Linked DNA regions of Homo sapiens: regions 1 and 2 are each linked to region 3. The links are chromatin contacts, found by Hi-C or POLR2A ChIA-PET in ENCODE. All regions are on one chromosome and are shown on one strand. Each heading gives the region's core, a stretch centred on a gene start or an enhancer-like site at or near the end of the contact. The rest is flanking DNA. Distances are from core to core; before and after follow the strand shown.

Region 1 (2,700 bases), core at 25-2,524, 740 kb before region 3:
GGGATGTGGGTAATTTAAACCTAAATCTCTGACGCACTCTTAACGCACATTCTCCCGACACTTGCTAATTATGCAACTCACACCCCCATCATAATTTCCTTACGTCATCTGGATATGAAAATAAATCAAATATAAACTGCTTTCCCTTTGGGCAGAATTCTAGCTCTGCCACTTTCTAGTTATTTAAGCCTCTGCTCTCTCACCTGTGAAATGGGGCTAGTAATGATGTCTAACTTAAGGAGTTATTGAAGAGCTTAAATCACATATAATAAAAATAGTAGGATGCCGGATATTTATAAATGGGAGTTTAGTTATCAGTGGTTGAAGATACGAGTTGGAATCCTAGCTCCTCTCATTTCTAGCTTTGGAAACTTGGGCAAGTTATCTGACCTTTCTGGTCTTCAATTTCCTCATCTATGGAATAGGGTTAATAATAATATACCTATTCTTGCAGGGTTTCCCTATAAGACAAAATCATGTGTATGAAAACATTTTGTAAATTGTACTATTCAAATATTAGTTGTTATAACTCAAAAGTTATCTGTTTCTTCAAATGGATTTTTGAGAACTATTCCTGAAAAATGACTTGGTTTAATTCAATCCGTTTTTAATACTTACTAAAAACAACAATGTAAGTTAAAAGGAGGTTCCATACATGCCACAGGCTTTTCTGCAAGTAGCTCTATAAGGCATTCCCATGAATAACAGGTTTCATATGCAGCTTGTTTTACAGTTGGTACTTCCACATGTATCTCACTGAATCTCCGCAGGGCAGGGTTGGCATTTACCCCTACTTTATAGATGAGGACATGTGAGCCTTAAAGAATGAAAATTACTAGTTAAGGACAGAGACTAGTGAGTGGAGGTTTGTGGGTGTTTGCCTGTGGAGCTGTGTGCGGGTGTCTTTGAGTGCAGGCATGTGTCTGAGCATGCTTTTTTATGCATTTGTGTGTCCATAACTCATGGGAACAACTCGTCAGCAAAAACCTTTTCCTCTTCCTTTTTCGTGTTGCCTTACATTGTCAGGCACAGTTTCCACAAGAGGGCCCTGCCTGGAGAATATCCTTGATTTTTATCTCCACTCTCTGTTTAGGAAAACAAAAGCTCTCCAATCCCCGCGGACTTCTGGGAATTACTTCCTCTTTCTTCCCCGCCTGCTAGCTTTCTTGAATTCGCCTTAGCAACATTCAAAAAAGAATTGGTTTATCAACAGCATGTGAACCAATGAAATGTGAGCTGAGAACGGCTTCTAGACCAATGGGAGCCCTGCATGACCAGCAAGCTGGCTTGGGACAGAAAATAATGACCTGGAGTTTGCAGAGCAGCCTCTGGGTGGCAGCAGACTAGCTGTATTGGATACAGCACCTCAGCTCGAAAGCCTCTTCTTTCTTTTTGCTTTTTTCCCCTAATCTTGAGTATAAAACATTCACCAACTATAAGAATTGTACTGTTACAAGACTTGTGGGTGTGAGTTCTCTGCATAATGTGGTAGACATGGCCTGGAGGGTGGACTGTCTGGTTCCATCCCTGCCTTACCCCAGCCAGCCCCATGACCCCATCGTGCCTCCTGCAGTCTTTGTTGGTTTTGTCACAGCATCTAGCCCAGTAGCCTTGAGTCTGGAGGTCTTTCGTGATTTTGCCTGCCCAGCCAGTCAGGATGAGAAGCTGGGGAAATCACATTCTCCTTCATGCAACCACCACTACCCCTGGGTTGAGTGGTGAATGAGGTGGGGCTGGCTTTCTGCCACCAGTGAATGGGAGGGAAGGGATGAGCCACCAACAGATCAGTGCCTGTCAATACCCCCACATTCTCAGGTGGCATACACTGAGACCATTCCCTGCCTTGTCAGTTCTGCTGCACACGTCTGAACAGGGGAATGCCTGACTAGCAAATGATTTGAGAATAGTTCTACTTTCAGGCAGCTTCGCCCTCTTAATCTTGAAGACAGTGGCAGACATGGGTAGGGGCTAAATGGGACCATAGCAAAAATAGCGAATCCACGTTTCCAATGGTTTAGCCATCCTTCTTTTGCCCTTTGAGATGATAATGCCTAGAACACCATTCAGTCAGGTTTGGGTCCTTCAGATAGTCATAGTTCTGTACAATGTTTCCATTTCTGCCTGACTTACTCCTCTCACCCTTTAAGAATCAGTTAAGACCTAGTATCTTCAGAAAGTATCCTTTGAAAAATTCTCACCCTCTTCCTCCCCTCCAGCTCCCTGGTGATCCTGTTCTTGCACTTCCTGTGTTGTTTTCCAAATGTCTCTTTCTTTGTGAGTTTCCTCTGAGAGTCATGGAGCTTCCTGAGGACAGGGTCTGTCCTTTGTATCTCCATCTCAGCGTAGTGTTGGCATAAAATTGGTGCTCAACAAGCATTTTTAGAAGAAAGGAAGCATGCAAGAAAGGAACTCTTGCTCTTTGAGAAACATATTAGGGACTCAGAAGTACCTGAACCTGGGCTGAAGCAGTATCTGGGAGTAGGGCACTAGCTGTTGGAGGCAACGTCTCCAACAGCTGTTTAAGACCCAACATCTAGCTGTTTAAGACCATGAGCCATGACTCCAGAGCAAAGCCCAAGCCTGAAAGATAATCTCATTATGGGCTCATTCCATAATGGGTTCATCTCAGTCACACGGTTTCCTTTATGATTGTATGTTTTAGGAAGAGCTAAGGAGCAAATCCAAGATCTGTGCCAATGT
Region 2 (2,700 bases), core at 76-2,575, 530 kb after region 3:
CTTGGAAGTTACTGGTGAATCTGGCATCAACTGGGTTGTAGGGTGGGATAGTGGTTGCATTCTGAGTTTCCATTTCAACTGAAGGCTTGGAATTGAGGTCTACTTGGCTATCCTCAAATTTGCAGGGTTGTACTCTGTAGTCAGCCTCTTTGTCCTCTTTGCTGTTGCCTAACTGGGGAAATATTCTGTCTTCAGACTGGCCACGTGTTTCATAGTAAGACAGCTGGTCTTTATGATTAGCTTGTCTGTCTGCTAAGTGGTCAGTCTGGTCAGATTCAGTGTAGTGAGCATTGTCAACTGGAGGTTGATCAGCATTACTATGAGCTTGGTCAATAGCCTGGTGTTCAGCTAGTTCAGTGGCTTGGCCGTACACTTGGTGGTGAGTCTTTACAGATGTTTTGTGGTCAACGAGGCCATACAATCTGAGGTCAGTCTGCTCAGAAGTTCCTGGGTCAGCCAGGCCAGCCAATCTGTAGTCAGTCTTCTCAGAACTTCTTCTCCTAACTTTCCCTGACATTCTGCGGTCAATCTGTACGGAAGGTCTTTGGTCAGATGGTACGGACGATCCACTGTCAATCTGTACAGAAGGACTTTGGTCAGATGGGACGGATGACCCACTGTCAATCTGCACAGAAGGTCTTCTCTCAGATAGTTTGGATAATCTGTGTGTAATCTGCTCAGAAGTTCTTCGCTCAGCCTCGCCAGACATTCTGCGGTCCATCTGCTCGGAAGCTCTTCTCTCAGACTGGCCTGCCATTCTGTGGTCGGTCTGTCTGGAACCTCTCTGGTCAGATGGCATAGCCAGTCTACCATCAATCTGCCCAGAAGTTCTTCTCTCAGCCTGGGTAGGTAATCTTCGTTCAGTCTGTTCAGCAGTTCTTTCCTCCGTCAGGCCAGACACCTGACCATCACTCTGTTCATGCTGTACATTATTAGCTTGGCTAGATGCCTTGCCTTTAGTCTGTTCAGACGGTGTTTGATTAACCTGATCATCTGCTCTAAGGTCAGAAACATCAGCAGGGTTGGATGCTCTGCGGCCAGCCTGACCAGGTGTACTATGCCCATTTTGTTCAGCTACTCCGTTGGTAGCTTGGCTAAATATGCTGGATTCAGCCTGGCTAGGCACTCTTAGGGCAGTCTGGTCAGCTATTCTGTGAGCAGTGTGGTTATCTGCCTTCCTTTCGGCCTGGTTCTTCTGGTCGTCTTCTTCCTGGCCCTTAGTGTGGCCAGCACTTGAGGGAGCGGCTGGGCTTTCATGTTTCAAGGGTTCAGCCAGAGCCTCTTGCGGAGGCTCTTCCATTTCCTGCCGCGTCCCTGACTGGTCTAGGTTGCCAGGCACTGTGGGTGGGGTTGGGCTGGGTCGTCTAGGCGACCCTCCAGGAACGCCCCATGATTCCCACGGGCTTTGTTCGGGTCACTGCGTGCGTCAGGGAGAGTGGCCGTCCCGCTGTTGTAAGTGGAGGGACGGCAGTCAGCTGACCCTGCAGTGTGCAGGCGAGCGCAGGGAGTACGCCATGTCCTGAGAAGGGGCGATTCTCAGGCTCTGGCAGTTACAGCTTCTCCTCACCCTGCCGAGCAACCAGGCCACGGGGCTCCGTGCATCGCCACCTAGAGTGTTACCCTCTTCCTTGTTCACAGAGGTTCTCCGCAGTGTGTGAGAAAGAGGCCCTCTCTCAGGTACTGCTCCTCTGATTAACATCCCCCACCGCACCTCCAAATGTCAACAGATGAACACACAACCAGCTGCACGAGGACCACAAAACTGAACAGAGGTTGTTGCTATTGCCATCCCCTTTGGGTATAGCTGTCTTGGCAGTGGAAACTCCTGCCCCAAGGTGTTTTCTTGCTGGATTAGACATGTGATCTGTGGCGGGAGAGCCAGAGAGAGGAGAGAAGATCCAGTGAGAATGGGTTCTAAAACTGCACCATCTAGTGGTCTTACAGCAGAGAGGCGAGTTAGAAGGAGGCCAAATCAGAGTTCCAGAAAGGAAGGGAGTAAGGAAAGTGGGAGAAAGATACCAGAAGGAATATTTAGCAAGTGGAGAATTTGTATTTGATAGTGTTGGCCAGTGGGGCCCAGTTTTTGAGATTTGGTCCTCCCACTTTGCAATCAACCTTAAGAATGCACCTCAGAGTCAGTAGGCTGTCTACTTTCAGGAGTAGGCCAGTACAGAGGTGGTGATTGATGAGACAAATTACTTTGACCTTGCAAAGCCTGAAATCACTGAGGCAGGCCAAGGGTTGGTAGTGTGATGCCAGATATTCCTTTAGTAGGGATTTAACTGCATTAAACAATTAGAAATGAGACTTAAAATCCAAATTCAAATACTTGTGACAAAGGAGAGTGGATACACTTGACACCATACTTAGGAATGGAAAGGGGAATCTAAGCACACTGAAGTAAAGTCATTTATGTAACAGTGCCTAGAACATAATAGGTGCTCAAGAAGTGCTTGTTGAATGTCACTTTATGAATTATCTACCTTATTTATTTAAAAATGCATGACACCATTGGATACTGTGTTTAGAGTAAAATAGGTCTTGGGCTATGGCTTGTAGCTTCAAAGTGCTATTGGTTTTGGAGATTTATTTTTCCATTTTATAACTTAAATGTAATAATCATAGAAATATAAAAAAGAAAGCGTAAAGAAAAAAATTCCCAAACACTCAAGAGATAACCTGTATTGACATTTTGATGTT
Region 3 (2,700 bases), core at 121-2,620:
GTTGTATTATTAAAAATATCAATCCAGAAGGAAATAAAAATCATCCTTATTGAAAGTTTTCAGATGACAAAATGGGGATGGTCTTAGTAACCTGAAAAATACACATATAGAAATTACTCTTATACAGCACCAGTTCACAGACACGCCTGTAAATTCCCTGAGTTAAATATCTATAATATAGAAACAAACTTTGATTAGGTGATGCTGAAAGTTTAAGTACCTAAAAATACCTATCACCCTGCAGCTATTGAACAGTGCCTCCAAGTCCTGCTTTAAAAAATGATTTTATTGGCCAGGCGCGGTGGCTCATGCCTATAACCTAGCACTTTTGGAGGCTGATGTGGGCGGATCACCTGAGGTCAGAGTTCGAGACCAGCCTGGCCAGCATGGCGAAACCCCGTCTCTACTAAAAAATGCAAAAATTACTCGGGCGTGGTGGTGCACACCTGTAATCCCAGCTACTCAGGAGGCTGAGGCAGGAGAATTGCTTGAACCCAGGAGGTGGAGGTTGCAGTCAGCCAAGATCGTGCCACTTCACTCCAGCCTGGGCGACAGAGCAAGACCCTATCTCCAAAAAATAAAATAAAATAAAATAAAAAAGAGTTTATTGCCTGTTTCCAACAATACTCTGCAGGAAAAAAATCCAATGATTATATCCATTTCATTGCGAATAAGACGGGCACCAGTTTATCTATGTACCTGAGGAAATGCTATGGAAATGGTATTTTTCAATTTTATTCATCAGTATATTAACGAATATATGACTGAATAATTCATACTGAATTCAGATCAGTTGGAGGGGGGCTATAAATGCAAATTAGCTGAGGATTTAATGTGCGTAGGAGGTGTATAGGGGGTTATAGGACCTTTTAAATTCCCCCAATAGTTGTGGACTCGGTGGTTCTATGTCTTGCTATTCATTTTTAAATAGGTCAATGAAAGAGAGGAAAGGCCTGCAGTGTGTGGGGATCAGGAAGAAGGCGGATAAAAGAAAAGGGGGAAACTAGTCTGTTATTCAAGGGAACTGGCTTTCACTTATGGTTTCTCCTGTTTGGCTTGAACAAATCATTTCACCATCTTGGGCTTCCGTTTCGATATTGGGTGGGGAGGAGCGGGTGTTACGAGATCTCTCAGTTGTCTTGCTGCTTTCTTTCTTCGTGAGCCCTCCCCAAGTTGATTTAACAAATACTCTATGACCTAGAGTCCTAGAGTGTAAATACCACAGTCCAGGTGAGCGTTCAGCGGGCCTCCTTGCGCATGCGCTGAAGGGGGCACCCTCTCGTTAAGGCCCGAATTTTGCCTCTTCTGCGCACGCGCTCCTTTTAAATTCCCCACCTGTCAGAGAGAAGCAGGACTTCCTGTACTTTTTAGAGCGACTGCCGGAAGTGACTGCGGACGAATCGGCGTTTGCCGAGGCTGGCATAGATTTGGCTGTCTCCGCTCATAGCTGCTTTTGGCGCGAAAGATGCCGGGTCTGGTTGACTCAAACCCTGCCCCGCCTGAGTCTCAGGAGAAGAAGCCGCTGAAGCCCTGCTGCGCTTGCCCGGAGACCAAGAAGGCGCGCGATGCGTGGTCAGTGCGCAGCCGGAGAGGGCGCGGCCGACGAGCCCCGGGCCGCGGCCTGTGCCTTCCGGTGCCTCTGCCCTACGGCCTCTGCCCTCTGCCTTCTGCCCTCTGCCCTCTGCCTTCTGCCCTCTGCCCTCTTCCTTCCCCCCTTCCCCCACTCCTCCTCCCTGTCTGCCCCCCCCCCCCGCCCCGCCCCGCCCCGCCCCATTGCGGCGCTCTGGAGATAATTATTGGGCCTTGTAGGTTTCGTGGTCGGGTCTCTGTTGACTTATCCCGTAGCTTAGTACCGGGAAACGATGGAGAGAGAGGAGAACGGCAAGCTTCAACCACTCATTCCTTCCTACAAATGTGTGTTGAGTATCTGTTATGGGTTAAGCACTGCGTTAGGTCCGAAGATGTAGACATGGATAAAGATGCATCTTGATATAAAGGAGCTTAAAGTTAATGGAGACATAAACCAGTGACTTGTATACGACGTGGTAAGGGCTATGATAGATTTGTTAAGACCAAACAGGAAAGGTTTTCTGGTAATTTCTAAGGCTTTCTCCCAAAATTTAGAGACAGTAGGACACAGAGTGTATTCCTTACAGTTCTGAAGAGTTACGCTTCAACCCTTTTAAGACAACCAAAAGTTGAAAATCAATCAGTCTACGACGCAGGGGACAAAGTATTAAGAATAGTTCATCTAGATTGTCAATCCACAAAAGATTTGTTCTCATTTTATATAGCCTCTCTTGTGGAGCAAATCTCATTAGAGGACGTCCTCAGATAACGTGAATGTGCATCTCTTCCTCTGGCCCCTTTTGTCTTCCCAGATAGTAGATATAAGAAAGAAATCATTAGTGGTATAATGGGATAATAAGAGTGTAGGAGCTCAGTGCTTTTATTAATCCTCAGTACTTTGTAAATAATACGGGTAGGATTGAAAGACTAGTCTGAACAAATTGTTCCAGTGGTAACAGTAAGTGCTGTTGAACCTTGAATGGTATGACAGCATGATTAAGAGTCTGGGATCCACAGTCAAGGTTTGAATCTTAATCCACTAACTTGGTGACCTTGAGCCTCATGTGTCTGTAAAATGACTCTAATAAAAGAAACTCCCTCCAGTATTATTGTAAAGGTTAATGATACAAG

Evidence for each region. A loop is a pair of places that touch in the nucleus more often than their neighbours do. ChIA-PET counts read pairs that join two places held with the same protein, here RNA polymerase II (POLR2A). Pooled maps may share reads with other maps.
Region 1: a map of CD8-positive, alpha-beta T cell shows a loop between it and region 3 (18-fold over the local background). The contact joins the enhancer-like site here to the promoter of COX17 in region 3. A Hi-C loop is called at or near these places in 2 of 168 maps with a recorded cell type or tissue (CD8-positive, alpha-beta T cell and ascending aorta) and 8 of 50 pooled maps. POLR2A ChIA-PET finds 5 or more read pairs at or near these places in 1 of 52 experiments (H1).
Region 2: a map of A673 shows a loop between it and region 3 (8-fold over the local background). The contact joins the promoter of TEX55 here to the promoter of COX17 in region 3. A Hi-C loop is called at or near these places in 15 of 168 maps with a recorded cell type or tissue (A673, CD8-positive, alpha-beta T cell, GM12878 and 10 more), 33 of 37 single-sample maps with no recorded cell type and 27 of 50 pooled maps.

The regions. Positions count from the first base shown.
Region 1 is chr3:120,415,990-120,418,689 of GRCh38, reverse strand. It overlaps FSTL1 (follistatin like 1), which reads left to right. Exons shown (of 11, transcript NM_007085.5): 3 at 2,663-2,700. It overlaps LOC124900546 (a long non-coding RNA gene), which reads left to right. Exons shown (of 2, transcript XR_007096030.1): 2 at 1-1,453. It also overlaps the pseudogene BTNL12P. Among named protein-coding and RNA genes, the nearest start is that of MIR198, 22 kb to the right of the region's middle. RefSeq lists an enhancer at 1,419-1,588. Within about 2 kb of position 1,274, at least 11 of the 41 ENCODE cell types and tissues checked have a DNase peak (open chromatin) inside an H3K27ac peak, as active enhancers do.
Region 2 is chr3:119,144,790-119,147,489 of GRCh38, reverse strand. TEX55 (testis expressed 55) reads right to left here and starts at 1,325. Exons shown (of 3, transcript NM_152539.3): 1 at 1-1,325. The coding sequence starts at 1,300. It also overlaps a transcript of IGSF11 not described here. RefSeq lists a silencer at 1,774-2,068.
Region 3 is chr3:119,676,076-119,678,775 of GRCh38, reverse strand. It overlaps COX17 (cytochrome c oxidase copper chaperone COX17), which reads left to right and starts at 1,370. Exons shown (of 3, transcript NM_005694.2): 1 at 1,370-1,572. The coding sequence starts at 1,466. RefSeq lists an enhancer at 932-1,191.